2 separate regions of the Homo sapiens genome follow, and region 2 is linked to region 1. Evidence: chromatin loops called from intact Hi-C (ENCODE). Cell type or tissue: Calu3. All regions are shown on one strand. Links, peaks and the distances in the headings refer to the core of each region. The heading gives the core; the rest is flanking DNA. Region 1 overlaps LINC00290 (long intergenic non-protein coding RNA 290). Region 2 has its middle 38 kb from the start of LINC02500.

What was found. Peaks named below come from ENCODE experiments on the same cell type or tissue, not always from the same donor. Only the 100,000 strongest peaks of a DNase experiment are listed, where the experiment ranks them.
Region 2: a loop joins it to region 1, with 2.2 times the contacts of the local background. A loop is called at or near these places in 6 of 110 quality-filtered maps.

Annotation. Positions count from the first base shown.
Region 1 is chr4:181,137,505-181,153,413 of GRCh38, reverse strand. All of the region lies in intron 2 of LINC00290 (long intergenic non-protein coding RNA 290), which reads left to right. Among named protein-coding and RNA genes, the nearest start is that of LINC00290, 14 kb to the left of the region's middle. RefSeq lists an enhancer at 5,414-6,613. In Calu3, for the core only: CTCF peaks have their summits at 9,759 and 9,986 (motif pointing left); a DNase peak (open chromatin) is centred at 9,963.
Region 2 is chr4:181,294,698-181,310,606 of GRCh38, reverse strand. No RefSeq gene overlaps it. Among named protein-coding and RNA genes, the nearest start is that of LINC02500, 38 kb to the right of the region's middle. RefSeq lists an enhancer at 1,218-1,735. In Calu3, for the core only: a CTCF peak has its summit at 8,661 (motif pointing left); a DNase peak (open chromatin) is centred at 8,676.

The DNA.
Region 1 (15,909 bases), core at 5,196-13,195:
ATAGGATTTATTAACTTCTTGGATATACAGTAGGAAATGGGAAGGCATTTGCAACTAAAGGTGAGTGGAGTTTTGGTGATGTCATTAACTGATGCAGCAAAGAGGGCCCAATCAACAATGAATTTGGGGTGAGAACACTGTAGCCCGGCCCGTGCTGCTAAGGAGGTTTGTGCCATTTATTCATTCTCTCTTCTCTCTGACAGTCGCTCTTGACTTCAGTTTAATCACACACACAAAAATGAAGAATTAGAATCTGAGACCCATTTAGCTGCAGTAATCTATGATTTCAGCTCTAACAACAAAATTTTAGTCTTAGCCTACCAAGTTTGAAGTGTCATTAATAAATGGTATATAAACACCATCGAATATTGCATAGCCATGAAAAAGAAGGAAATCATGTCCTTTGCAGCAACATGGATACAGCTGGAAACCATTAGCCTGAACAAACTAATGCAGGAACAGAAAACCAAACAGCACAGGTTCTCACTTACAAGTGGGAGCTAAGCACTGGGTACTCCTACACACAAAAATGGGAACAATAGATCCTGGGGACTGCTTGAGAGGGGAGGAAGGAGAGGGTTGGAAGGCTACCCATTGGGCACTATGCTCACTACCTTAGTGACGAGGTCATTTTGTACACCAAGCCTCAGCGGCATGCAATGCGCCCATGTGATATGGTTTGTCTTTGTCTCCATCCAAATCTCATCTGAAATTGTAATCCTCAAGTGCCAAGGGTGGAACCTGGTGGGAGGTGATTGGATCATAGTGGCAGTTTCCCCCATGCTGTTCTCATGATAGTGAGTTCTCATGAGATGTGATGGTTTCACAAGGGGATCTTCCCCTTTCATGCTCTCCCTCTCTCCTGCAACCTTGTGAAGAAGGTGCTTGCTCCTTCTTCACCTTCCACGTGATTGTAAATTTCCTGAGGCTTCTTCCCCAGCCATGCAAAACTGTGAGTCAAACCTCTTTCCTTTATAAATTACCCAGTCTCAGGTAGTTCTTTACAGCAACGTGAGAACAGACTAATACACCATGTAACAAACCTGCATGTGTATCCATTGAACTTAAATAAAAGTAGAAAAAAAATTAAAAAATAAAGTTTTTCTCTCTTTGCACTTAAAAAAAAAAAAAGAAATCAGTATATGCAAATATTCAAAGGACTTATAGAAAAGGGCCTAAGGAGAAACGTCTAAAGGTGGCCAAATCTTAAAGATTTGAGGATCAAGTAGCTGGAGTATAGAAGGATCTAATTTAGGTCCCGGCTGTAGAGGAGAAGCCTGCCACAGTGTCAGCTTTCCGGAGCTGGAAAGGGGTTTATCCCTGGCAACTAGAAACAGCCTGAGCCTCCAGCGGCACTGGGCCACGCTTCCCTTCCAAGGTTCGCAGTCCCTGCCAGTGTACACAGAGTTGCATGGCTTTACCTTGAGAAGCAGAGCCTTAGTTCCTTTAAGTATGCTGCTATGAAAGCCTAAGCCCATACATATTTTGAGAGAGAATTAGGCCGAAGTGCTTAAAAAGGAAGCTTTCTCATCAGATTTGCAGATCCAGTGGTCTCCTGTCTTACTCATTTTTCAATCTGTTTGAATCCATGCCAGATCTTTCTGCTAACTCTAGCAGGGGACATACCCTTGGGGACATGATGCCTGGAACATAGTAGGTGACCAACAAATATTTGTAGTCTCCTGGTCAGATTGCTCAGAGGAGAAGAATACTGAGATTAGAGAAACTTGCTACTTGATCACCTCCTTTTTGCAGGAGGCTGGAAATAAACAAATAAAAAAGGCAACTAGATAGAGGCAAGTCCGTACTTCTACATGTAATGCTTTCTAGAATACATACATGAAAGACAAACAATAGATCAACAGATTCACAGACTAGAAAGGGAGTTCTTTTTCAGTAAAGTTAACCACACTCACACGCACACACACAGGTACATGCACACGATTTACTTCTCAATTCGATCTCTCCTTTAAATCTAATTCCAATATTGAAACACACACACACACACACACACACACACAGAGGCACACACACACACGTAGATTTATTTCCCAATCTAATCTCGCCTTTAAATCTAATTCCAATATTGAAACACACACACACACTACACACACACATTTATTTCCTAATTTGATCTCACTTTTAGATCTAATTCCAATATTGATCTAGTATCTTGTATATTCTCTCCAATGTAGTTTTTCCCAACCTGTAATTCACATTGAGCCCTCATTAGTCCAATGAGAGGCTGACTCAGAGTTTCCTGCTAGAAACACACCTAAACATTTCTGTTGATTGTGTTGTGCTTATAAAAACAGACATTCCTATTGCTAGTCTCTACTCTTTCATATTTCAGCTTTCCACTCCTACTTCTTATATAAGGACAAAAATCTAACTCAATCTTCAAGTAATTTTACAAACAGGAACTGCTGTATAGCTAAGTATGGGTGTGTTGATGAAACGGAACTAGTGTCTGGCAAGAGCAAGCAAGTGATATTTTGAATGATTGTTAATCATTTCAGGAACCGAATCCCAAATATGCACAAGAAATGCAGCTTAGAGGGGTAAGGTCTAATGGGCAAAAGTGCTTGAGAGGTAAAGTGTGAAAGTTTGGGCTGTCTTGTCAAATATGTGTGGCCTTTATAAATCTTATTGTTGAGCAGTTATAAGATTGGAGCAGGTTACTAACATTTGTTGCACACTTAACTGTGCAGCAAGCATTGTACATATTGACTATACGTGTGTGTGTATATATATGGGATATCATTTATTCTTTTCACTGATCTTATGTTGATGTATTATGATTTTCATTTTTCAAATGAGAAAACTGAGGTTCAAAGACATTAGTAACTTGCTCGAGGGCACAGAATCAACCCATGTAAATGTAGGGGTCCAGTCCTCGTTCAGGGGCACTGGCCACTGCAGGGCATTCTGGGTGATCTATAGCATCACCTGAAAGCAATGCAAGCTTGCTCCAGGAGTTCTGGTCTTCAGGCACTTTGATCCTTGGGATCATGTCACGCTACAGTGATTTCCTGGCAGGGAAGAACAATTAGGTTCCTGTGAAATATCCTGGCATCTGTCCATCCTCCATGAATGCAGCCTGACATAACCCCCCCACAGTCGTCACAGAAGACACACTGGGTTTAAGGCTAATATGTTCTTTTAATAGTTAATTCTGGAAGCCTACCAAGAGCTGCCATCATTTGAATTTGGCATGATTTCATTGATGCTTGTTGCTCATAATTTCATTATTCTCCAGATGTTAATGTATTTTTGTGTGCAGCTAATTTTTCTTTTGCCAATTATCTCTGTCAGAATTGTAAGGCAATTATCTTTCTGGTTATTTATTTGCATGTATATTTTACTAAAAGGTAAGCTCCACGAGGGTAGGGAATGTGTTTTTGTTCAGTGATTACAACTTCATAGCCCCAAAACAGTGCCTGAGGTGGCTGTGTGCCCAATAAATACTTGTCATTTGAATAAATAAGCGAAAAATGTACCCTTAATTTTCCTGTTTTATGGAGGCTATGAAACCAGAATGCTTAAAAAGATTATGAATGGGCTGGGTGTGGCAGCTAATGCCTGTAATCCCAGCAATTTGGGAGGCCAAGGCAGGTGGATCGCTTGAGCTCAGGAGTTCAAGACCAGCCTGGGCAACGAGGTGAAACCCCATCTCTACAAAAAAGTACAAAAATTAGCCGGGCATGGTGGCGGGCACCTGTAGTCCCAGCTACTTGGGAGGCTGAGGTGAGAAGATCCCCTGACCCCAGGAGGCGGAGGCTGCAGTCAGCTGAGATCACACCACTGCACTACAGCCTAGGTGACAGAGAAAGATCCTGTCTTTAAAAAAAAAAAAAAAAAAAAATATATATATATATATATATATATATATGATTAGATGGTTAAAAAAAAAAAGTCAGTGTTCATGCTTCTACCTGTAGATCATCAAGTGCAAATTTTGAATCCAGAGGGATTTAATCCTTGGGTTGTACTTCTCCGCTCTTTCAGGACCATCATGTGTGATCAACTCGAAGAAAGCGAATCACTTAGTTTTTCATTTTAGCAACAATACTAGTACAAAATGACTTATGCTAACATTCTTCCTATATATATTTCAATTAAAAATAGTACGCTGAATAATCCACTTTTTATTATCTACATCACCTCTCCAGTCTGTATGCTTCATTAACTGACAATTTGTTATCTCTGTTTTTAATCACTCTGTAAGAGATGGAATTAATTTTTCCTATGTCTTCTTTCATTTTCTCGGCTAAACACATCCACTTTTAATGATTTCAAAATATGGTCCCTGTTAGTCATTTTTCTGCCTTAAAAGCTGGAATCTTAGGTGGACATTTTGGAGGCCTAGGAGGCATTTTTGTTCTTCTTGTTCAAGCTTTAAACTGTCCTTTTCTTTTCCATATGAGCGACTGTAACCCACATGATATTGGGCATAAAGTGTTTAAGAAGTATTGTCCAGAACTACTCCTGCCTGGGGGACAGTAAATGATATTATACGAAGTGTCATGGTACTGTGCAAATAGGGAATTCATTTTCAATTCAAACTGCAAGCAGGAAGACACTCTTCCCTGCCAAAGGGGGTTTCAAACCCCTCATTAATAGAGTCCACAGCAGACTCGGCCAGCAGGAGAAGAAAAGGCAGCCACCAGCGTGGAGGATGCCGTGCCCAGGCCTGACACCCAGATTAGAGCACTGGACCACAGCACACAGCAGCTGCTGATAAGGTTAACAAGCAAATCTTTAGCGTTCGCAGCCTCTCCTCTAAATAAACCCATATGCAGAGATTTCAGTGTCCTGAATCAAGAAGTGGTCAGTTCAGTGCAGATCTCAGATTGAAACAAGGCTCCAGAGAAGTTCTCCAGTGAATGCTTCCTAAGGAGGGAGGGGGGCTGATAACATAACCCTGGGATGTCCTTTTACTTCTGTGGGTATGGATTCCTCGGATAAATGCTATGGACTCACTTATTATTAACAACAACAACAAAACAAAAACAAAAACAAGAAAAACTTTATTTGGGGAATAAAGTTTATGAGTTAAAAAATCTCTGTAAGCATTCTGTACAAATTCCTAGATGGCATAGTAGTCCTACTTCATTTATTATATCAAGTTTATTTTTCCCAGAATCTTCAAAACTACATGGGCGGAAGTTTTTCTGAGTATCCTCTTCCAGATCAGTACATTCCAAGCTTTAATGTGCCCCCGAATCACCTGGGGGCATTGTGAAAATACGGCTTCTGATTCAGAGGATCTGGGTGGGTCTTAGATTCTGAATTTTTAACCCGCTCCTAGGCGACGCAGAATCTTCTAGTCCATGGACCAACGTTGAGTCGCAAGGCTTTAGGTTACAAAATCTCGTACACAACTACAAAAAGTAGTGATGCTGATCATAACTTCACAGAAACCCTTACTATACCCGGGAACCACTCCTCCCAAGTCAGGTAAGGGCACTCAACATTAGTTGGCATTTTTTTGTGGGGGGTGAGGAGAGCGGGAATTCCCTCTCCCATACTCTGAGGCTAACTAGTAAGGTAATAACACCTTCACAGGGTTTTTGTTCAGACTGACTGGCTGTGTGTTTTTGCCCTTTTAAAATAAATGTTGATATCTTTGGTCTGGAGGAAACAAAGGAAGTCACGTGACTTGGAATTCCTGGTGGTGTCTTGAAGATGGCTGTTCTGTTTCTCAAGCGAGGAGGAGGAGAATAACATATGGATATATTGCGGGCCGCCCGTGCCATCTTCTGAATTGCCAGACCACGTTGTAAGGTGCAGCAGATGGCCGGAGCAGCGGGACGTGCCAAATGCTGCACTCCAGAGCCCTTCCGCAAGGTGCTTGCTCTGGGAGCAGTAGCAGAGCTCAAGAATATGCTTACGGCCCTTCACAAAGACAAATTATCTGGTAGCTCTTCAGATGGTGCTAGCAAAATCATCTCATTGGGTGGATGATTTACCTCCGCTATGCACTGGCAATTCAACACTGTATTAGGAAAGGGAAAAAATAACTTATTAAAGGTTTTCAAAATATAAACTTTTCTTTCGCAGAACTTGGGCAAAAAGTGCTGATCTCTGATGAGTTCATTCCTTGCAACAACAGAGGAAATGAGCTCAATTTCCTGTCGTGGATGAAGCCCTCACCTCCTCTCCTGCCTCCTCTCCCTCTGACGTCCTCTAGGCCCTTCTGCTTTGGACAGCATGGTAGTGCCCTTCCATCTTGACCTGCCTTTCTGGCCACCATGTTTTTCCTCTGAGGTTTTGTGCCTTCCCACAATGCTCTGCCCTACCTGGTTGTTTAAATTTGACTCATTCTTGAAGACACACTCATATTCTAGCTCCGCCTAATGGTCTTTCCAACCTAAAGTAATACTGCCTTCCTCCACACTTGTCAGATCCCATCATTTGACAGGCAAGAGTGTCTCTTTGTGACAGTTCTTAATTTTATTGTCCTTCTGTAACTTCTCAAATGGATATGAGTTCTCTCTTCATTTAGCTGATAAGCTTCTTTAAAGCGACAAATATTCTTAGAATTTTCAAAAGCATGGCAGTCGATAAATACCTTCTTACTTAGGTTTTGAAGTGAAACACAAGGCAGGTATAGACCGTGGCCTTCCTCTCAAGGCCCAGGGCCCCTGAGCCCTGTGTTCAGAACTTCAGTGCTCATGAACACAACACCAAAGACAGGAGCAGGGATGCCAAGACTGAGGCCCCATTTCTCTTTCCTCCCAGCAATGGGTTGAGGACAACCCTTTCTCCTTCTATAGTAGCTGTCCTGCCGGTTTGCTTCTTGGGCTCCATGGATTGGAGTAGGTGGAGTGGGGGTAGCCATGCTTATGCCTGAGGGTAGCTGATGCTGTTATTTCCCGTGTCTTATTCTCCCATCATTACTCAGGAGACTTCTTATCCTAGGAACTCCAGGACCTGAGTCTGGATTTGTGTAGCACACACTGGATTCAAAAATATATTGTTAGTTGTCATAATAATGTTACAGAAAGCCATTATTTTGTTTTGAATCAAATTTGAAATCCTTCCTTGGAAGGAGCCCCCACTCAGTTCAAGCCAATTGGCTTAATATCTCCATCACCTAGTCATTCCACACAAGCCTTTTCCAAACTGTGCCATATTCTTGGAATGCTCTCTCTTTCTGTCTGCCAAGCTATCTCTCTTCTAGCATCCAAATAGCTCATGAAATCCCAGCTCCTGTACACAGTCTTCCAGAACTATTTGGAAAAGGTCTAATAGCTTCCCTCTGCACCATCGGGTGTGAGCATTAGCCACTTAAGGCTCTCTCACTCCTCACTGCTCTGCTAATGCACTTGTTCTTGAAATGGACAGCAAGTTACATTAACCAATGTTTTGCATTGCTCAATTGTCTGCATTTTTTGCCCTTATATAGATTGTCTTTATATTCAGATTTGTTTAGGCTCATGGTCTACTTTTGACAGATTCTACGGAAATAAGACTATAACTAAATCTCTTCTTACAGTGCTGAGTGCTGAGTGTAATATCATGTAGACACAGATACTTAATGCATAAGGAGATTTCTCAGATTTGACTTTTTAATGTACAAAGAATATGGAACATATTTAATATTTCACAAGTCCACCAGGACCTGCCAGAGACCTCTGTTAGCCTTGGGCAAGGATGGCAATTTCCATGGGGGTTCATTTCTCAGTTGGCTGCGCAGTAGCTGCCATTGGTAGTAATTGTAGGCAGTGCAAAGGGGAATTAATAGGATGTCTTCAGCGCTGAGGGACAAGATCAGGAAAGGTCATTCTCTGAGAGGGAAATCTAGTAGGAGCATAGCATGGCTTAGAGTAGTAAGCTACGAGAGCTTCCCTTCCGTTAGAGAAGGCTGAAGAAAGCAGTGCTAGGAACAACTGGGAAACCACCTTCGACTTGGCAAGTGCCTGGCACAGAGTGGGTGCTCACCGTGGATTTGTCAAATGCAAAAAGGAAGCAGCTATTTCAAGAACAGCAATGTAAGCTACAACCTAATTGTTGCATTCCAGCCTATCTGTCTGAGGAAATAACTTGCTAACGGAATTTTCTGGGGGCTGTCTGAAAGGTTCCAGAGGGAGCCAAGGAGGAAGAGAAAGTATTTATGTTTATCCAGCAATGGTCAAAAGAGAAAAATACCATCGGCAGAACCAGCTACATAATTTGCAGCACCCAGTACAATAAGAAAATGTAGGGTCTCTTGTTCAAAAATTATTATGTTCTCACTCATAGGTGGGGATTGAACAATGAGAACACATGGACACAGGAAGGGGGACATCACACATCGGGGCCTGTTGTGGGGTGGCGGGGGGAGGGCTAGCATTAGGAGATATACCTAATGCTAAATGATGAGTTAATGGGTGCAGCACACCAACATGGCACATGTATACATATGTAACCTGCACATTGTGTACATGTACCCTAAAACTTGAAGTATAATAAAAAAATTATTAAGAATTTCAAGACAGTGACAGCACAGCATTAAGCCAAGCACAGGGCCCCAGTAAGCGCAGCAACTGCCCAGGTTTCATGCCCTTACAGATGCTCTGTCCAGTAGATGTGATTATTGTCACTACTTCTCGTCAGCCCATTTAGATCACTGGCCTAATCCAAAAGCTGGACAAAAATATCCTCCTTCCCAATAAATCTTTTCTGAAATAAGATACATATGGGTCACAAACTCTGGTACCTTTTTACCAGAAGGGTGATTGTTGGAAAAGAAGAGCTCAATTTTATTCAATCCTCTTTCAATTTCCACACTAGTCATTTGAGATTTTAATTCGCATGCACATTTGGCCTCCGTCTCCTTGTAGCTGCACATCTTGTGTAAATCCCTTGAACTCTCTGTCCATTCGTTCTTGTCATCGTAAAATGGGGATGCTAAACCTCATCTCTGGGGTTGATTAGTATTAGGTTGGTGCAAAAGTAATTGGGGTAATATTTACTGACATCCTGAGTGTGAATCTTCTGGTGTAAACAATTCACTTCCTGAGAATTCCCCACACTCACAGTTGTGTGCATAAATCCTTCATCTGATACTGGATAAGTCAGCAGGTCTCCAGGTGTGCAATGGTGAGGACAAGGTCCCTAATATCAATCTATGGAAGAGGCAGCTTGGGCAATTATCTGGCCTCCTCACTCTCCCTGTAACAGAATTTACCCATGAAAGTCTGCAGACCTTGTCGCTGGGGAAGAAGGTGGGAGAAAGAAGAAGAACCCAAGACATTTCTGTTGCATCGCTCATTATCTGCAGTTGGATGCTATCAACTGCAGTCTACTAACAGCCTATTTCATTTCAGGGAGGAGACCTGAATGAAAGCATGGTGGGGATTGGGTGAAGGTAGGAATAAAGAGAGATGGAAAACAGATTCCGCACTTTGACAAGTGGGATGCAAAGATGCTGTAGTCTATTTGATCAAAGTGGGGGAAAAACACTTTTGTCAAACTGTCTGCTTTGTTTACGGGCAGTGCCATTCTCGCACATCATTTGCCTCTTTGCATAAATGCTCTGTCTACATTTTTTATTCACCGTTGGATGATCAGTGCAAGGCATGTTTTTCTCTGCAACAGATTTATTTAAATTTACTGAACTCTTAAGCAGTCAGCTTACAGCAACTACTATAATCTCTTCTTCTTTACTCACAACCAAAGACACATATCACACAAAGAATAATAAAAGTAGGAGGAGGATTAGGAGAATTTTGTGTCACAGTGAACAAAGCTCAGCTAGCATTATGCTTTAAAAATAATGGCTTTTCTGTCTCATAGGCAAGGAGAAATAACTTTTCCACCACATAATAAATTTATTAGCCTTTTTGACCTCATCATTCCTACCTTAACTTAGATACAGCATCAAAGACAAGAACATCTGTTCGACAGTAATATTTCCAATTCAGCGTCTTTAACATTCACTGCTTGCTGCTGCTCCAAAGTTACTGCGTGAGCGCCACCTGGTGGCAGTTTTGTAGGTTGCGCAATGTAATATCACATAAAGGTAAAGTATGGGAGTTGGATTTTTCTTTTCACCACGCAAAGAGCTTACTAGTAGGCAAACGTCTTGAAATAATTGCCATAAGTCTGGAGTCTGTAATACACCTTAAAAACAGTAAATAGTACATTCTTCCCTTTTATTGTTACCTAAACCCAGCCGTTTCCCTTTTTTTTCACACCTTGCTATTTCTGACTGAAATCTCGTTTTTCCTTTGCATCTTATTCCAACGTGTTCTCCCATACACTCCTAACACCTTCAAGATGTAACTCTTTATGTAGTTCCTTCAGAAAGCCTTCCTGGTCCTGTGTGTTTCAAGATTCCAAGAGAAACAGACAGCACATTAAAACTGGATTATTGGAGAAGAGTTAATAATTCTAAAAAGCGCTGACGGAAGTATGGGCAGGATAGAAGGAACCCACAAATGATATTGCAGAATTCCAAGAGTAGTAACCAGTGCCCCTACTACCTAGTTCTAAAGGCGCAAAGGGACAGTGGCTCTGGGGAGCGAGTGGTCTGACAGGCAGGTGACCTCTGTGGAGGGTCCAGGTCTTCCTATCTCCTATGGATGCTCCTCATTGGCCAATCCCAACAGCAAACCTGAGATCAAGGGAAGCCAGTCCCCTTTGCCCCTGGAGGCATGGGCCATGGAGAGAAAGGCATTGATAGGAGGTGTAGGGTGGTTAACAGAAGGCATCCACCACTGTCCCCAGCCTGAATCCCTCCCCCATCATCACGGTCACCCATGGATGATAATGCATTTATAGATAGAAGATCAAAAGATTAAATATAGATACAAACCATTATATTGAAAGACTAAATGATGGAACAAATCACAATTTTCCAAGATTTATAACTTGTCTTTCCTCTCAGACTGCTATCTACCCATTCTTAGCTACCTCTAACTTCCTTCATTCAGTGCTGCTATACCTCAGCATTTGCCTTGTTTAAAGGTGTGCTAGGGTATGTTAATAGCAGCTATGCTTCAGGTTCTGCTAGTAGGGACCTATTGTCATTTATCACTTATCATGGACCAGAAACTTGAGGATTCAATGTAATAAATTAATGTTAATGAATGTCTGCCATGTTCATGTCCCATCTTTCATTTTTTGAAGGGCATCTCAGACTTCACCGAGTACATTCTTTCTCTCCCACTCACTCTCCCTTGCATCTCTCTGTCTCTTTTGAAATTGGGGTATCTTTGAAAGGTGCCCTCGCTGTCTAATTAAGTAGGGGATACATAGCAACAACTTTTAAGTTCAAAACAGCAACGAGCAGCCTGGTCTTTGGGGGAGGTTGCATTTGCAGGTTGGTATATCAGTCCCAAAGTGAAGGGAACTTGCAAAATTAATATGCAGCCTTCATAGATATGCTGACATGAATCTGCAGGAATCTGCTGAAGTAGAAGGAAAGGGCTACTTCAAAGCATTTGAGAAAGTCTGTGTTGACTTTCACATATGTCTTGGAGCAGCTCACGATTTTTGACACACAGTGCAGTAACCTGAACAATGAAATCTTATCCTAATTATGGTCTTTCTTTGAAGAGACCACATATCCTATTCATTACACCTAGATCTTTAAGTTTTCCAAAAGGTCTTATGAAATTCCTTTATTCATTTGTTACTTGTTGATTTGGTTTTGTTAAGAAGAAGTGCTTCATGATTACCATCAAAATAACAAATAATATCGATTATGCCACATTCAAATTTTTGGGTGATAATTAAAAATCTCTAGATATGAAAACAAAACTGAACACAGGAAGTGACTCAGAAATTATTAGGCTACAAGTATTTCATAATTTGAGATTTTTAGGTGGGAAGAAATTTTGTAGAATACACATCATTCTACTTTTATAGAATTAGATCATTCATGCCTTGCATTTTATAAATGAAGAAAATGAGATCAGGAGTTCCCTCACACAGTCAAAGACAGGGGCTAAGTAGTTGCAAATTTAAAACCATAACCTACATAGCATGAGTCCTCACCCAGTGCTGAGAATGTTAAAGTAAAATAGGACTTGATTATGTGCAAGGGTGATTCTACTAATACAAAACATGTGTTGGTGTTCTTTTTCTGAAGTAGAAAAAAATAGGAAGATTGAAATCATCTTCTACCTCCTTCTTCTCAACACATTTAATAACAGTGAGAGGGTAAAAAATAAAGAATGGTTTTGTGGTTCAGAGTCAGAGGAGAATAAACTCATATACTCCAAAAATCACTATCTATCAAAGTATTGCTCGTTCCTTGCAGACTGGAAACTGGGTAAAGAGGAAATTGAGGGGCAGGGAGTGAGAGAGATGTTTTGGATGTGAAAGAAGTGTGCATGGATGTGTGGGTGCATGCTGGTGTTTTGGGATCCTTGAGGGTCAGGGACCTCCAACGCGGTTGGCATCATAAGCATTGTGACCTATGGAGCCTTCTCAAAGAGCCCATTACTGAGCTTGGCATGGATGGCAAAGGTGGCGGTGATATTGCCAATAAAACAAGCTGCCTGGGCAAGGATCAAAGGCAAGCATGCACCTAGCTCTGGGCCCTTTACTCTTTTTCTGGACTGCATAAGCCCTGGCGTGCTACCACAGCCCAAGGGTAGGAGAGGGCACTCCAAATTGACTGTTATTGGACTTCTTGTCAACCTTGATGACAGTGACCTCACGCTGGATTTAATCTGACTTAGAAAAATAAGAAAAAAGGTGACTTTTTATGCACCCTGAGCACCATGGAGCAAGTTGCACCTGTTTAAGTGTAAATTTTCCATTGTTACAATATGAAAGTTATTTCGATGGGTGAGGGGTGATGAAAGCTCAGTACTAAACAGATCGTTTCATTCACCAACTTTTATTTTTAGAAAGTGTCTTTTTTATTTTTTTTAAGAATAGCGTTTCTTACGATACCATTTTTCTGGCCTACTTAAAAAGAGAAAAAATGGATTTTTACGATTGTTTTTGTAGTAACATAAGCTCTTCAGGGCAAAGGGTTTGTGCAGTGAATTGCAGCCCAGCATGAAATGTTACAGCTGAATTATGAACCCCTGCCAATAAAAGTTTACAACAGAACAGCCTGGCTGGTCTAGCTTTAGGAACAGAGGTGGAGGAAATGTACATGAGCTCACAGACACTATTATCCTGGAAATATGATATTAATGATTGCACAGTCTGAGAATAAAGAATTAAAATGTGTGAATGAAGTCAATTAGAAATACTTGAGAGATACGTCATTTATTACCCAAGTCGTGTGCACATTATTTACTTTATACAAATGTAAACTCAAAATGATTTGACATCTCTTTCAATTCCATAATTAAATTAGAAGATTTGAGAATTCACAGGTTTTAAAATGAGACTACTATTGACTTTAAATTATCCCTGTTAAGAGGGAAAGTAATAGAATGAATAAATTAAATTTACTCAACATACCGCAATGTTGTATCATTAATTTCCCTCCTAAAGAAAATTATTTGCCTATTGAACACATTTATACCACAATTACCCATACAGTCAATATTTTAAAGAATCAAGGAGGTATTTTTTTTTTTAACACAGAGATATGATTGGCTATGCTTTATTTTGGAATGGGGTGGAGTGGAGCAGGATGGGGGACTCAGGCAATCAAATAGAGCCATTAATACTTGCCAAATGGATTTAAAATAAATAAGGTGCTCTATTTCTTAAGTAATTGAAAATTCCTTGAAAGGTCCTAAATACAAACCTCCATAAATATAGCCGACTTTCTATGGGAATCACATCAACAGAACTGTGCTTCGATCTGCCTGACCTCCCCTGCCCCCAATCTTTTTCTTACCTGATGGTGATGGGCTCAGTGTATGAGGCCCAGGAATACTCTGGTCAGTAGGAAACATTCATATCATTAGTTCTCATTGCCTAACATCCAGGGCTTGTAGGAAAATTATGACCTGACAGGTAGAGTAGGGAGGACTATCGGGGGTCATGAACTCCACTACTGACTCTGCCGTTTGCAACGATGGCACTTATGTAGAAAGTCGCCTAACTGCCATCTGCTTCAGTGTCCTCCCCAGCACAGTAGGAACCACCACTCACCATGACAGGGGAGCTTGGACTCACAGGGTCTCAGCTGGAAGAGGTGTAAGTCATCAAAGGGATGCTGGGAGGATTTGGATGGAATGTTATAGCAAAGCATTTTACAGAAATAAAGTGCAGAGTGGTATATCCACATTGCTTTTCTTTAGGGAAGAGCCACTCTTACTATAAGCTGTAGTAGCCAGAATAACTTATTTCACAGACAAAATGGGAATCATCACCACCATCACTAAATGATATATTTTCCCTATGTTCCATGCAACAATGTCTTGTCTTCTGAAACTGCCGAGGAGTGTACATGTGCATGTTCATTCATTTGTTTAGTTGTCATCCAGTGATTTAGCGCCTACCAAGTTTCAAACACTGCTGGATGCTGGAAATCCTGGTAAATACAACATATCTTTACTCTCAAGGAGCTCACCGTCTTAAGTGAGGGAACACCAAGTAAGCCAACAGACACATCTGGCAAATAATTACAGGGTGATGCAGAAATGCATAGAAAAGAACCTGATTAAAAGAAGAAGGGGGGTGGGGGTTGCAGAGAAGAACAGAAGCCTTCTTAGAGGAGGTGTCAGCTGTTTAATCCTTTTGACATTTCAAGGATGAGAAACCCATTGATAGAGGAAATGGAAGAGTAAAGGAACTGGATACGGCAACTTCTGGCAAAGGAAAGGGCCAAAGGCAGGAGAGAAAGCAGCAATCAGGGAATTTTTGTTGAAGATAGTTGGCATCTGAAAAATGATTAGCTTTGCATTCTACAAAGATAATTCAGAGGTGAATGGATGAAAGGGGAGGAAGAAACAAAGGAAACATATTGTTTACTTGTATGTTTCTGATTTCCCACAATGAGCATCCATTATCTAGACTCTTTAAATTTTAATGTTCAGGACCTGGTTGCAGTGGCCGTGAGAATGCACCTCTTAGATCAACTACAAGAATGTAATTGACAAAGGGCCCCAGCTACTGGGCTCTGAAATTCATCACAGCCTCAGCTCCAAGGCCGGGCTTCCCACTGGTGACTCCCAGCCAATGACTGAGCATGGCAGCATACACAGACAAGTCATTTCCTGGGAGCCTGGCTTCCCCTCTTGGAGCACCGTGACTCGTAACTCCCAGCAGCCTTGCTGCACCTTCTTTTTTTTTTTTTTTTTTTTTTTTTTTTTAAGACTGCGTTTTGCTCTTGTTGCCCAGGCTGGAGTGCAGTGGCACAATCTTAGCTCACCGCAAACTCCGCCTCCCGAGTTCAACAATTCTCCTGCCTCAGCCTCCCGAGTAGCTGGGATTACAGGCATGTGCCACCATACCCGGATAATTTTGTATTTTTAGTAGAGATGGGGTTTCTCCATGTTGGTCAGGCTGGTCTTGAACTCCCGACCTCAGGTGATCCGCCTGCCTCAGCCTTCCAAAGTGTTGGGATTACAGGCGTGAGCCACAGCGTCTGGCTTGCCGCACCTTCTTTAGACTGCAAAATGCCATTTCCTCTCCCTTCTTCACTTTGAGTTAGACCAAAATATCACAGTCTGAAACTCTCCCAACCTCTCTGCTCCCTCCCCATTTTCACTCATAGGTATTCCCCCTAATAAAGTCCCTGCACATAACGTCACATATTGGCATCTGCTTCTCAGAAGACTTGCGCTACTATACTGGCACAGTATGGTTTATCAAATAAATACTCCCTATAAAAATACAAAATTATGGATGACTCGAAATTAAGGTTAAGTCTTATTAATTCTCATTTTTATCCCAGTACCTGGCAAAAGAAGATAGCCCCATGGTTTTGGAAGAATGACAAAAAGAATAAATGAGCCTAGTGTTGATCACGTGACAATGTTTTCCCTTTATAGTTCAAGG
Region 2 (15,909 bases), core at 4,104-12,103, 160 kb before region 1:
GATTTGCATCTATTCTTATAGAATCATGAAACAATACATTTCCATCATGAAATATTTGTGAAATATTTTCCCCAAGTTACCTTGTTTTTCAGTAACAGTACTCATTGTCCAAAGATCTTAGCTTTCCAGTTTTGATAAGGAAACACATTAGTATTTTAATTACAGTGAAAGAAGAGATACAACAGCTGATACATTCATAAGGCTGCCTGTGACCAATAATATGCACCATGGAAGAGAGGCTGGTATTGTGGTTGAGCCCATACATGCAAATATTTACAATGAGAAAAGGTTGCTGTGAGGTAGGTGGATCCTTTCTCCTTTTCTTATCCTTTCTCTGAATGTTCTAGATTTGCCCCAGGCTGAAAAGTTTGGGAGACATTACTGTAGATTATTTACCAAAAACACAGGATAATTGGGAACTAACCAATGAGGAAATCCTTATGTATTGCTCCCTGGCATGCCTCTAGCTCCCACCCAAGGAAGAGCATCTTTGCCAAGGCCAAACATACATACTCACAACTACTAATTACTGAGTGCTTTTCACAGGTAGGAAATTCTCCCAATTCAATCTAATGTAAACTAAAAAGAGCATTTGCTTTTCCTTTTTTAATATACTTTTCGAAATATGTCACTCCTCTTCTTTCTAAACCACAGTGTTACTGAATTGTCTCCACCTAGATTGATTCCACTCCACATGGCTATAGTGTCTCTTCAAGTCTAAGCTAAAGAACAATATTGGCTGGGTATGGTGTCTCACACCTATAATCCCATCATTTTGGGAGGCCAAGACAGGAGGATTGCTTGAAGCCAGGAGTTTAAGACCTCAAGCATTCCTCCTGTCTTGGACCTGTGCAATATAGCAAAGATCTTTGATCTCTGCTCAGTTTAGGACCTGTGCAACATAGCAAGATGCTTTCTCTACAAAAATAAAAATAAAAAATAAAAAATTAGCTGGTGGTAGTGCATGTCTGTTGTCCCAGCTACTCAGGAGGCTGAGGTGGGAGAATTGCTGGAGCCCAGGAGTTTGAGGCTGCAGTAAGCTATGATTATGTCACTGCACTCTACCCTAAGTGGCAGAATGAAACCCCATCCCACCATCTCACACACACACACACACACACACACACACAAAAAAAAAAAAAAAAAAAAAAAAAAAAAAGGAGGAGGAGGAGGAAGAAAAGAAAGAAGGAAAAAAAGAAAATAAAAATCTTCATAACTTGGGGACCAAATAAGATTTTGTGGAGGATTCCTATTCCTTAATCCTTTGGGGAGAACCTTATATCCAAAAGAATTGGCACCTTGCTTCCCAGAATTGCTAGAGAAATACTGCCTGTTTTCTTATCTTCAATGTAAATGATCTGTTTTTGCTTTTATAAGCTCCCTCTTCATCCTTTTGACTGGAATGAAGAGCAGCGACAGGTTTAAGTTCGGCAAGCCACAAAAACAATACAGGCAGAGTGACTGAATGTGTTTAAACAAAAGAAAGCAAAGCCCACTAAGTGGACATAACAAAGACAGAGCTAGAGGTGGAGAGGCCAGACAGAACTAGGAAGCAGAGGCCAAAAATGCTGGTATTGACTGTTTCTGGATCCAAGAAAAGGCGAGTGGTTTTTGTTTCATTCTCAGTGTTTTGTGTGTTTCTTCTACAGGCAGGTGAGAGTAGTGTGAATGGGGGTTGCGGCACACACTGGAGTAGAGCAGAGGAGATGGAGTAGATACCATGAAGAACATATTTTAGAGAAATGATTTCTAGATGAAAAAATATATGCCCAGGCATAAAGCCAAAAAATCAAATAAGAACCAAGGTTAGGAGGCCATCTAGTTTTGGTATTCCTGTTCTTTCCATTTTATTTGTTTTGGAAATGTGCTCAAGAGTAAGAAGTGCTTTTACACAGAGTCCTGAGACACAGGTCCACTTTCAGTGCAGTCTGTGTGGCCGCCTGCCTGCGAGTTATAATATACACATACTAACCTCATGGGCATAGAGAGAAATCAGTTGCCTGCTTTTGTACAGCACTTTGGCACTTGCAGAAAGGTGTAGGTAAACAAATATTATCATTATAATTACGTGCTATAAGTGCCAAGGCAGTCTCCCAGAGTAAAAAAAGAAGGGTTTTGGCCTCAGATAAAATTGGGTTTAAATCCAGATTTTTCTACTAATGTCTGAGTTTCTTCAAGAAAATTTTTCATTCTGTTTATAAACCTGTTTCTTTTCAACTCTAAAATGAGAATAGGAATAGGATGAAATAAGAGATACGTATGTAAAGTGCCTGCCTTGCAGGTGCTCAGAATGGGCAGATTTTCTGTTATTATTGTCATTAGTCATTCTGGATAGGAAAGATCAGTGAATAATTAAGATATTTTTTCTTTATCAAAATGGTATTTTTATAGAATAATTGATGGATAGCAGACGTTGTGTACAGTACAAAATAGTTCATTCTGAAGTTACAGTGGCAATGCATCTGTCTGGAGACATAATTTTTCCTACTTTTGTCTGTTTGACATTTTACCATTCTTCAGGGAGGAAACACTTCGCCAGGGATTCCATTGTTCCTGGGAATGCAGTTTCCAGTGGTATTTTTTAGCAACTCAAAGATCAGGCATGTGTACAAAACCCACCATCAATAACAGAGCTGGTACTACACAGGAAGTCCTTAAAAATAAGATTTACAGTCTTCAACTCTTGGAGTGGTTCTAATCATGTAGCTCATTTTATACTTCATGATTCAATTCATCTTAATAAGCATAAAAAAGTAAAACCATAAAATAAAATTAGTTATTTTCCAGTCCTGATTAAACACTCCTAGCCTTCTTCTTCTTCGTCTTTTTTTTTTTTTTTTTTTTTTGAGGCAGAGTCTCACTCTGTCTCCAGGCTGGAGTGCAGTGGCGCAATCTCGGCTCACAGCAACCTCTGCTTCCTGGGTTCAAGAGACTGCCCTGCCTCAGCCTCCCAAGTAGCTGGGACTACAGGCACGCACCGCCTTCCCTGGCTAAGTTTTTTGTATTTTAGTAGAAATGGGGTTCCATGTTGATCAGGATCGTCTCCATCTCCTGACCTCGTGATCCACCTGCTTCGGCCTCCCAAAGTGCTGGGATTGCAGGCATGAGCCACTGCGCCTGGAAAACACCTCTAGCCTTCTTAAGGGGCATGCCAAAATCTGTGGGTAAGGAGTATCGTAGTTTAGCTATGTGTACCCAGAAGCTTTCAGGTAGCTCCTAGGATATTGCTACTGCAAGCTCATGATGGTGTGAGCCTTCAGTGGTATGTGTTCATTTACAACTTTGCCCCATGCTAGGAGGCTGTGGACATGTGAAAATGATCACATAGGAGTTTGTATGTTCCCTTGCTTTGTTATATTGAACACTTCCTGCACAGTTCTCATCTATAAAGTAGGAATAATAATAACTACTTTATAGAAGAATTAAGGGATATGACATACGTAATGTTCTTGGCATATGTCTAGCACATATTGGGTGTTTCACAGATATTGATCTCCTTTCTCCCAGTTTCTCAATCTCTCCAATATCCCACAATCTTGTTATTAGAGTTTAGACAATTTCAAGGGATCTCATTGTAGGTAACATGTTTCTCATCAATGACATATATTAATTTTTATAGATTTCAAATATCTTTCAAAACTCTTAAGATTTCATCTATCTTGCCTATCTTCTGTACCATTTTATTTAATTAATATTGATAATGGATAATGTCCTTGCCTGCTAATTCCAGTTTCTGAATAATCTGTGGGTGTGCTTTTATTTGTCTTGATTATTAGTCCAGATGATGCTATCCCGCCATTCCCCCAGAGGGTTATACTTTTCTCTGTTAGAGATGCAGAACTTAGACACCTCAATCCCAAGGATGGATCCTGGCTTGGGCTTTTATTGATTTAGTTTAACTCAATCCATGTCTGCTTCATTCCCATTCCTCAGACGTGGCCTCCCAGACCTTTGATTGAGAGGCAAGTAGATTCTCGTCCACTGAACTCTGAAAGACTACAGGAGATTAAGTCATGCCTTCAGAATTTTGAATTTAGCTCTTTTGGCTAATACCTCACACAGCTTCAAATTTCTGGAGTCTTAACAGGGAACCTGGGGCATGTTTGTGTCAGGTCACCTCAATAGGATGTTGTTTTCTAATTACTGCTGGAGTTCCTCATCCTCTCCTTCCAATCCAGAACACAGCAAATGCTTCCTGGGAGAAACTGGCTTTTTGTTTGCAAGTCCTTTAGATTATTCTCCATCACAACAACCCACTGGACCACCAAAGGTTCCAGTGTTTTGTCTATGTTTGCCTAGACCAGACCCCATCTTTGACCCATACCTTGAATCTGCAAATGCCCTCAGGAAAGAAAATAACTATCAACTCGCAGGTCACATAGTAAAGGCTCTTTCCTTTTGGAGTGTCATTTCCTCTAGTCTTTGTTGCTTCTATAGCTTTTCATTGTCTTTAAAAATTTGCTTTTACTGTGAAGTATCCATTTTCTCTAGTTGTTGACATGGCTTGATATATTATACCCGGGAAAGGGAATCTCGAAGTCTGAGTCTGTGCTGCGGAAATGGTTCGCTTGTCTAGCAGCTCTTCATAAGGACTGTCTCTAAAATCTCTTTTGTTCTTCCTGCAGAAAAGAAAAGGGGGTCTAAAAGAGCAGATCCAGAACTGAGCTGCTTGGAAGGAGTTACAAACTGAATGTAGGATTCGTTTCAGAGGACTATGCTTATCAGGATGAGTATCTTAAGAACGACAAGGAGGAAGTTTAAAAGGCTAGACCTTTAGGCCACAGTTATACTTCAGCACAGCCAATTCAGTAGGTATTCAAATCAACAGGTGCTCATTGGGTGGTGATAATCTGCAATTACTCAACCAACAGCCTTACATTTAAACATATTCCAAGTTTAAATTTTACTAGCCATGGACATCATAGCTAAGACTGAGTTTTACAGTAAGTCTAGAAGTAGATTGATTTCAAAATAGAGGTGCACACAATAAGAGCTGGATGTGAGAGCTGGTCCTTTCAAAACATCATTGCTGCTGGTTGTTAACTATGCATTATAGCTTTTTTTTCCAAACACAAAATAGAAACAATAATGGTACCTGCCTCTTAGGATAATTTTGGTAACTAAATTACTTTATATATAAATGCTTAGAAGAATCCCTACCAAATAGCAAATTGCTATGTGTGCTTACTGTCATTATCATCACCAATATTAGCATCATCAAAAATTAATGTGATATAGTCACCAGATTTTGTTTCACCAGCCTCAACAGACTTGCGTTATGATGTATGGTAGGCTGTTTTCTGTCACTGTAAGAGAATATCTGCAATTGAGTAATTTATAAAAGAAAGAGATTTATTTAGCTGACTAATTTGCTCCTGTGATAACGAAACCCTTCCCTTGAGAACTAACCTAGTTTCACCAGAAAGTCATTGATGCATCTTAATGACCTAATCACCTCTCAAAAGTACCACCTCTGAATACTGCTCAATTGGAGACCAAGCCTCAACAAAAGTTTTGGTGGGGATAACCCATATTCAAACCATAGCACCCATGTTTGTCTGTTTGTTATATTGGTAAATCCTTTAATTACATTCTTTTATATTCTAATCAGAAAAATGCATATAATCATTTATTCTTATTTCTACAACAAATATTCATTGTTCATTTCTACAATAGAAAATCAGTATATTAATCAAAATACTGTTCAATAGGTTTGTCTTTCAAGGTCTGGTGATTTCCCTTTACTTACTCCAATGAAATGATCATTTACAGTGGCGAGGATGCTGAAACTATTGGCAGAATGGATCATATATGTCAAACATGACAAAGGAAACATACACATTTTTTTTAGTATGGAAAAACATCATCAACTGAAGAGCTTGTCCTACTGCTCATCAAAACAAGAGATACTGAAATGGGAATAGTTGTAGTAGTCTCAGTGGCAGTATTTAAAAATTATACTTGGATTGCCAATTATTTTTATATATTTTAAGAAATAATTCATACAAGTAAATTTAATTTTCCCGATTTTATCTCTTCAGTTTCAAAGGCATATGCTAAGGACATGCTTTACTGAGCTGTTGAATGAGGAATCATATCATTTGTTGTCCTTGAATTCTCTAAATTCTTGTAGAAAGAAAATACAGAGTAGCGAAAGCATATTTCTGATTGTGCCAATGGCTTATTCCAGTAATGTAACTGGAAACTCAAAGGCAGGAAACATCATTTGTTGTTTGCTAAGGCAACAAATGGTGCTTCCCAAAGCAAGCAAGGCAACAAATGATGTTTCCCATAACAAGCCTGTGCATTTATTTGCAAATGGACTATTATGGATAGAACATGTCCTCATCTTTGGCTCAGCATGTTCACAGAATATCAAAGAATCAGGCAAATGAGCTGGTACATATATTTTCTGGGTCATAGATATGGACCTACATAGCTGACTAAAAATTGTATATACTGCGCAGACAACCATTCTCATTGAGGTGAAGCATTCATGTTCAATTTTTCCGAGGTCGACTCACTTCAAGCATAATACTGAGAACTAAATCCATCTCTTTACATACCTCGTTATCTATATTAATATGGATTTACTTTGCAGGAATAATATCGGTCTGCTTAAGGAACTTTCTACAAATCAATTCAGCTCTGATGCCCATAGAACTAAGATGAGAACATAGAAAAGTAGAGGGACTTCATGCTTAGTTTAAAAGTCTGAAAATATAACGGAAAATAATAATTTCAATCTAAATAAAAATAAAAGTTCACCTTCACTTTTATAACTACTTAAAAATAAGCTAAAGAAATGAATTTTAACCCTAATCCACATGAATTAAAAGTACATATGATTAAATGACTTCAAGTCAGAAACCTGTGTCAAAATATGAGTCACACCTAGAATCACAATTCCCATTTCCATTGTTCTCATTAAAATTCACTTTACTAAAGAAAATTAAAGGTGTGTATTATTTCTTTCCTTCCCATTAAGGGTAATAGTATCTATCAAATGATTTAATATGTTTCAAAAATTTAAATTTTTTAAAATAGACTATTTTATGTGGAAGAACTTTAAAGTTGTAAGTCAAAAGAAAAACATCTCAACAAAGGTCTGAAATACAAATGTGTGATATTTTAAAGGTAGCTAAGGATTTAAGTTAGGGAAAGAAGAACTTACGTGAAGAGACCTATGAGGAATCTGCGTACTGAAAGACCCACATACTCAAGTGTCCTTTCCCCTACAAAAAAGTCATGTTCTCTGCTGGGCATCTCAGGGTAGCAAGATGTTAAGCTCATCGGTTAACAGCAGAGAGTCAAATGGGAAACATCTCCAGTATGTCAGGAGACAAGTGTTATTATGTAAGTTTTTACACTTTTCTAAAAAAGGTGGTGAGAAACAAGTATACCATTGAAATTTCAAGACAAAAAAGGCCAAGTTACGGAATAAGAGATGCATAATTCCCAGCTGGGATAAACCTTTAAAATAATTCAAAATTATTTGTTTTGTACACATACCATATTCACACACTGGAATAAATAAGCATTTTTGATAATATCCTTTGTCACTCATGGACTGTTTCTGCTTCCCTTGTGACTTTACTCTTTCAGAGTAAAAAGTCATTCATGGCTAAATGTGTTCCTACAGTTAACTCTAGTGAGATAATATGGATAAATGATATCCACAGTTACCATCAAAGCTTTATGTTAAATAATATATCAATTTTTTAATTGCCCCGAAAGAGAAAACTGACAGATTCTTCTTGTTTTCTGTAACCCTTCATTTTACATTTCCAGGGCTGAAGAACTAGCAGACAAGAAAGAGACAGAAAGAAGAGGGAGACAGAGACAGAGAGAGATAGAGAGAGACAGAAACAGAGAAAGAGATTTCTTGACTGTTTAGAGTCCTCTTAAACCACAATATTTATAACATGCCTAAATCTAGTACTTATGGAAAAGATACTATACACTTAGAAAACACATTTTTGAGCCTCAGTAAGCCATACCAATAATTAGATATGATTTTGAAAATTAATGAGTCAGAATCACATCCTTGGTAATTAGGTCACCTCGGATGAAAATCTGACTTCATTCTTGTTCACTGTAACAGTAACCTTTCGCTCCCCCTCCATCCCAGAAGGCAACAAAATGATTCAACCTTACTAAAATCTCACCTCCTGTAATCCATTATATCTTAACTTACACATTAAGATTTTAAAACCTCCATCTGGTGGACATAACTTGACCTCTTTTGATTTATAGGCAACCTGTTTTCCCAGGTAAGCAAATTCATTTTTCCTCTGACCACCTGGCTGAGGCAGTAACAGCTGAGGCAAGCCTGCTCTCTAGTGAGCTATAACTGCTCTGCCAACATGCCATTAAGAGGGAGGAATCCAGGATGATTTAATGTCTATGAAATTAGAGCTTAAGCTACTTTGGAAACCAGAGGCTTACTAAACGACTCCTGATCCCTAATCAATGGTATGATCTGAAACAATAGCTCCATCAGCAGTGGAGAATTCTTTCTTCTTGCCTGAGTTACAGGGATTCATAGTGCTCATGATTATTAAGTGAGACGTAAAAGGAAAATTTCAATTACAGCAAAGGTTAAGATAGATGATATTCTGGGCCAGGGTTTCTCAAAGTGTGGCCTGCTAGCCATTTCCATCAGCGCCACCTGGCGTTGGGGTGAAGAGGGTGTCCCTTGAGTAAATCAACTTCCTGGGACCACTCCCTCTTCTTCCCTTCACTGGCGATTCTGAAAGTGATCTTATAGATATCTCTGTATATTCGGCCTTCCCCTTAAGATGAAAATGTACCACTTATATAAGGCTGTGCGAGGGGAACAACAGGGGACATTTAGGAAATTGCCATTTCTTTCTGTTTTCATTTCTGTGCAGTTTTAAAAGAAATGTGAGGACATTCAATTTCACAAGATGGATGAATAATGACAATATCCAACTTTACATGAACCCCGTGTTCCTGGAAAACAGTGATGGTTATGATATCTCCCCGTCCTTCCTTCCCTTCCCAAAATACCTCCACGCCTTTGTGTTCCCAGAAATGGCTGTCAGGGCATGCTCTGGTCTAGCATATTCCCAGCTCTGCCCTTCCTCAGTGGCTTCCATGAGAGGCATCTCCATTCTTCTCCATGACTCCATTACGACTCTGGATGATCCTCTTGTCTATCTGCCTCTATAAAACTGCAGCCCTCTGCCTTTTCAGCCCCTTCCTCTACCCCCCCTTTTTTTTTTTTTTTTTTGAGATTCTCTGAATTAATAAATGTTCTTATTGCGGCAGGCTAATAAAATCCTGTCTTGTGCATTTTAGCTTTTACAAAAGCAAGCCTAATAGTTTTTCTTACAAATACCTATTTATAAGAGAACACATGGCTGATGGTAAACACGAGTCACAGATTCAGCAAAAACAAGAGCCAAGCAGTACACCCTATTTGTGACTATGTTACTTTCTTGTGATTGTAACTGTGGCATGTGTAGTCAGACTTGCATTTTTTTCAAAAACCATTTTTGGCAACAGTATAAAAGATGTTTTGAAGCGATGAGACAATATCTGAGAGACCAAGGCAGAAGCAATTGAATTTCCAAACTAAGACAATGATGGTACCACTAAAGCGAAAAGAAGGCTTTTAGAGAGAGTTAAGTGTTAGAAACTCCAGGATTTTATCAACCATTGAATGTGGGAATGAAGAAAAGGTAAGGTCAAGGATGACAAAGGGATCATGTCTTTAGAGGCACTGAGCTGAACAATGCAGGGAGTGTCAACTTTAGTGGAATTAATTTATTTTTGAGTGTATTTATACCCAACTTAAAAAATTAAGCAATTTAATGTGACATATAAATACAGAATATAATCACAAAATGTGCAAAGTAAGACAAGTAAGGAAATTAGAATATAAGTACAGGAAAAATAGCAGGAAGCTTGGAGTGAGGTTGATAAACAACATGCGTACTCTAGGTCATATACATTAACCGCACATTTGGTTCTGAGCTTTCTGGCAGCCAGTGCAAAGAAGGGAGAACAAAATCAGCTTCTGAGACCAATTACTTTTCTGCCTAGAAGGAAAATTACTTAGGAAACTAAATATTGAATGACTGAGAGGTTTCTTTTAAACATGTTGAGTTTGAAGCTCTGAAGCAATTTAGACAGAATATTAGTTTAAAAAAATAAAGAATTATTGTTTCAACTTAATAGTTTAACATGCTGACAACTTAAAATTACCATAAGGATTGGATAGATGGAAGCCAAAATTCCTGTGTTATGACAGAGGGAAGAGTCTGGAAAAGGAATATTGTTTAATGCTGTAATTATTTTTAAATTTGACTGTACCAATTTAAAGTTGAAGCAGATTATTTTTGATAGTCTAAAAATCTAAGTTTCTCTGTATGTTTTTTAACCCCAGGAAATTGCCTAATAAATATTTAGAATATAATCTAGTTTAAAAAAAGAGAATTAGACCTACAGGTTTTCTTTATAAATTATTATTTTATGATTCCTATTACTTTCGAGGGTTAGAAAAAATGTAATATGTGAATTTAATCAATTTTTTGGCAAGGAGCATGGGCAGGAGGTCATTTTAGGAGGTATATCAATCATTTTAAAACTCAAAGTTTTATGAACCTCATTGTAGCACATTATACTAAAAGGATTAAATATGTCTGTCATCAGGAGAAGTAGGAAACTTTGCTGTATTGACAAGTTGTAGCCTAATGGAAGACTTAATAGAGTAAAAATAAATTATTTTAAAGTTTTTGTGATAAATTGCTACCTAGATTACACTTCCAAATGTTTTTTTAAAAATTAGAGTGATCTTTCTTTTAATTACTTAAAAACTCTTTGAGGTAAAAGGAGGGAGAGAGCAGGAAAGAAAAGTTAACTGCTGTATATTGGATACATGCTGTGGGCCAGGCAGGGTACAGGTATTACATGCCTTTCAATGAGGGAGCTTACACTGTAAGGTTCTACCATTTTTTTAAAAAGTTTTTTATTTCCATAGGTTATTGGGGAACAGCTGGTATTTGGTTACATGAGTAAGTTCTTTAGTGGTGATTTGTGAGATTTTGGTGCATTCATCACCCGAGCAGTATACATTGCACCATATTTGCAGTCTTTTATCCCTCGGCCCCTTCCCACTCTTTTCCATTAAGTCCTCAAAGTCCACTGTGTCATTCTTATGCCTTTGCATCCCCACAGCTTAGCTCCCACTTATGAGTGAGAACATACGATGTTTGCTTTTCCATTCCCAAGTTACTTCACTTAGAATAATAGTCTCCAATCTCTTTCAGGTCACTGCAAATGCCATTAATTAATTCCTTGTTATGGCTAAGTAGTATTCCATCGTATATATTTATACTACAGTTTTTAGCCACTCATTGATTGATGGGCATTTTGGGTGGTTTCACAATTTTGCAATTGCAAATTGTGCTGCTATAAACATGCATGTGCAAGTATCTTTTTCACATAATGACTTCTTTTCCTCTGGGTAGATACCCAGAAGTCGGATTGCTGGATCAAATGATAGTTTTAGTTTTAGTTTTTTACGGAATATCCACACTGTTTTCCATAGTGGTTGTACTAGTTTACATTCCCACCAGCAGTGTAGAAGTGTTCCCTGTTCACTGCATCCACACCAATGTCTATTATTTTTTGATTTTTTATTATGGCCATTCTTGCAGGAATAAGGTGATATCATCCTTTACGATTAAAACTCTCAGCAAAATCAGCATACAAGGGACATACTTCAATGTAACAAAAGCCATCTATGACAAACCCACAGCCAACATAACACTGAATGGGGAAAAGTTGAAAGCATTCTCTCTGAGACCTGGAACAAGACAAAGATGCCCACTCTCACCACTTCTCTTCAACATAGTACTGGAAGTCCAAGCCAGAGCAATCAGACAAGAGAAAGAAATAAAGTGCATCCAAATCGGTAAAGAGGAATTCAAACTGTTGCTGTTTGCTGATGATATGATTGTATACAGAGAAAACCTTAAAAACTCCTCCAGAAAGCTCCTACAACTGATAAAATAATTCAGCAAAGTTTCTGGATAAAACATTAATGTACACAAATCAGTAGCTCTTCTATATACCAACAGCACCAAGCTGAGAATCAAATCAAGAACTCAACCCCTTTTACAATAGCTACAAATAAATAAATAAATAAATAAATAACTTAGGAATGTACCTAACCAAGGAATTGAAAGACCTCTACAAGGGAAACTACAAAACACTACTGAAAGAAATCATAGACAATACAAACAAATGGAAACACATCCCATGCTCATGGATAGGTAGGATCAATATTGTGAAAATGACCATACTCCCAAAAGCAATCTACAAATTAACGCAGCTACCATCGAAATACCACCATCATTCTTCACAGAAACTATAAAAGATCCTGAAAATAATATGGAACCAAAAAATAGCCTGTGTAGCCAAAGCAAGACTAGGCAAAAAGAACAAATCTGAAGGCATCACATTACCTGATTTCAAACTATACTATAAGGCCATACTCACCAAAACAGCATGGTACTGGTATGAAAATAGGCACATAGGCCAATAGAACAGAATAGAGAACCCACAAATAAAACCAAATACTTACAGCCAACTGATCGGCAAAGCAAACCAGAACATCAAGTGGGGAAAGGACACCCTATTCAACAAATGGTGCTGGGATAATTGGCAAGTCATATGTAGGAGAATGAAATTGGATCCTCATCTCTCACCTTATATAAAAATCAACTCAAGATGGATCAAGAACTTAAATCTAAGACCTGAAACTATAAAAATTCTAGAAGATAACATTGGAAAACCCTTCTAGACATTGGCTTAGGCAAGGATTTCATGGCCAAGAACCCAAAAGCAAATGCAAGAAAAATAAGATAAATAGCTGGGACTTAATTAAACTAAAGAGATTTTGCCTGGCAAAAGGAACAGTCAGCAGAGTAAACAGACAACCCACAGAGTGGGAGAAAATCTTCACAATCTATACATCTGACAAGGACTAATATACAGAATCTACAACAAACTCAAACAAATTAGCAAGAAAAAAACAAACGATCCCACCAAAAAGTGGGCTGAGGACATGAATAGACAATTCTCAAAAGAAGATATACAAATGGCCAACAAACATATGGAAAAATGCTCAACATCACTAATGATCAGGGAAATGCAAATCAAAGGTTCTAGCAATTATAAATGAGAACACCCAAGCTCAAAGACCTTCAGGGCTCTGCTTTAGGATCGATCGTTAGCAACCTTAAGAACGGGGACTGAAATTTAGGTGTGCTAATCTCAAACCAGTGTTCTTGACTCTACAATGTAAGAAAAACATTAAAATGTCCCTTTTTTTGCATTTCTGTCTCAAACTGGCAAGCTTGAGGATTTCATCAGAAAGCAAAATATTACCAATTCAAAAATATACCAATATTATCTTTAAAATATTAAATTTTATATGGCAATATGATAAATGAAAGTAAAAGAAAAGAAATATGTGAAACTCATATATTTATTTAAATATTTTACAATAATTTACTGAATGACAGTCACCTTACTTCAGGCCAAAAAAGCACAGAGATACAAAAGACATGACAATATCCCTGAACTCAATTTTGAGTTTAAAGTCAAAATTGGTCAACGTATGAAAAATCGAGGCAGTGTGTTCTTTTCTATCATGATTATCTAAACCTAACTTCTGCATGTGAAATGGAAATATGATATTTTACAAACTTACGTATTTAACCTTTTCTTTGTAAAAATGCTTTTAACTTGAAAGGTGAGAGAATTGTGTGGAGGTTAAGAGCATGGATTTTGGAGTCAGCCAGGTGTGAATTTACATCTCTGTTCTACCCCTTCCTGGTTGGTTGTTACTGACACTAAGATGGCTCACCTGTAGATGGGGTTATCAGTCTTAAATGAGATGATGGGGAGCAATGATTAGCAAAGAGCCCGCACACAGTGATCATTTTCTAATCTGCAGTGGTGGTAGTGGTGGTGGTTTTAGTACTAGCAGCAGTTTGTAAAGTCCTAATGAAAAAGTTGCAAATATCTCTCATTCGGCACTAGAATAAATCAAGAATCTGGGCTGCAAATTTGGCTTCCGATTTTCTCAGTCTTTCTTCACTCATATCCATTTCTCTCCTATGTCTTTGCCCACCTTTATATTTTTCCCTAGAACATATAAAAATATACAACCTCATGAGATAATATATGCTCAATGTATGATAGTAAATAATAATCAAATATAAATTATGTATTATTGAGGTTCAGAAAATGATACCCTAAAATATGCCATTTGGAATTAAAACTGAGAACACCTGCGGAGCTGCAAATGCAGGGAAGAGCTTTCGCTAAAGTTCTCCTACTTGCCTAAAAGCTAGATCCCCAGGAGATGTTCAATGGTTGTGAATTGCTTCTCAAGATATCTCATCAATGGAAGGAAGTTGATACACAGTGCAGGAAGGCAGACTAGAGTAGTCACCACACCTCAGAGCCAGAGGAACTTGGTCCCAGGATACATTGTCTGTTCTTCTGGCTCATTCACCTCCTCTAAAACTCATGTACTCTTCCTCTACAATTGCCTACACCCTCAACATCCCTATTCTTATGAAGAGAGTATGTAAGCATCAACCATCTGGCCCTTCTTTCAGTCTCATACTTTGTGTGATTCCCATGTGCTTGCATTTTAACAAATTTATATGCCTTTTCTCCTATTCATCTGTCTATTGCCAGTTTGTTTTATAGACTCAAATGTTTGAACCCTCAGGGGGTAGAAGTTCCTTTCACCCCTAATATATACATACATACATATATACACACACACACATACACACACACATATATAGAGAGAGAATTTCTCCTAAATTTCTATTTGTCCTATGTTGCTGTGTATCTCTTAATCTAGTTTGTCTTATCTTTCTTACTCATGTGTAAGTTCTTAGAGAGTAGGCATTGAAATCATCTTACTTTGGTGCAGAACTTGATAGTTCTACTTGCTACCTTATGTACTTGAGCAGGTAATTAATTTTTCTTCCTTGGACTAAAGATACATTCAAGTTTATCTTATTATATGTTTTAAGATCACAGCATATGAAAACAGGGCAGATCATTAACAATGGTTAAATAGTAAAACCTTAAAAAAAGACTAATATGTAATTATTTTGGCATCATTTTCCTTCTATTTTTCTACTGGCTGTTTCTTCTTCCTCCTGGCTGTCTCCCCCATTTCAAGGACCAGCACACCCTGACTTCGTTTTACTATGTGTGTGAAGTATTTTTAGCTTTCAAGAAAATGTTGTCTTATTTGAAACCCATAGTGGAAAAGAGACATAAAGAAAACCAAGGTTCAGAAATTAAATCATCAGTCACTCAGCTATCAAGGAGCAGAGTAGCAATTAAACTCTTTAATAATTGAAAATTATTTCACTCTTCATGCATTATTTTCTCTTAGCTATTTTTTTAAACACAAATGATTCACATTGAAGATTTCATCTGTATTTTGAAAACTACTAGGTGTCTTTGATTGATGAGGTGATCTGTTTGTGTTTTCTCCATACTCAGAAAAAGTGAATCAGGTAGAGGCCTGGAGTTCCATCCGTGGCCTGTGCCACTGGTTCCTGAGGGAGAGGTGCCCAAAGGCCAGGTGGAACAAAGCTAGCATTCAGTCAAACCAACAGAGAACAGTGACAAGCCTTGTCATGAGACTGAACTTGTAGCTGTACTTTCTTGAAAATCTATTTTTTCATATGTAGGAGATGTCTTAGAGCAGGGTGAACTAATTTCACAATTCAGAGTCAAAATAAATGAAAATCAAAAGAAACAGCAGCAAACCAAAAAACAAAAGCAAAAGCAAGAAATAGTCTCTTCAGACCTCACCTTTAAATTTCTAGGTGATGA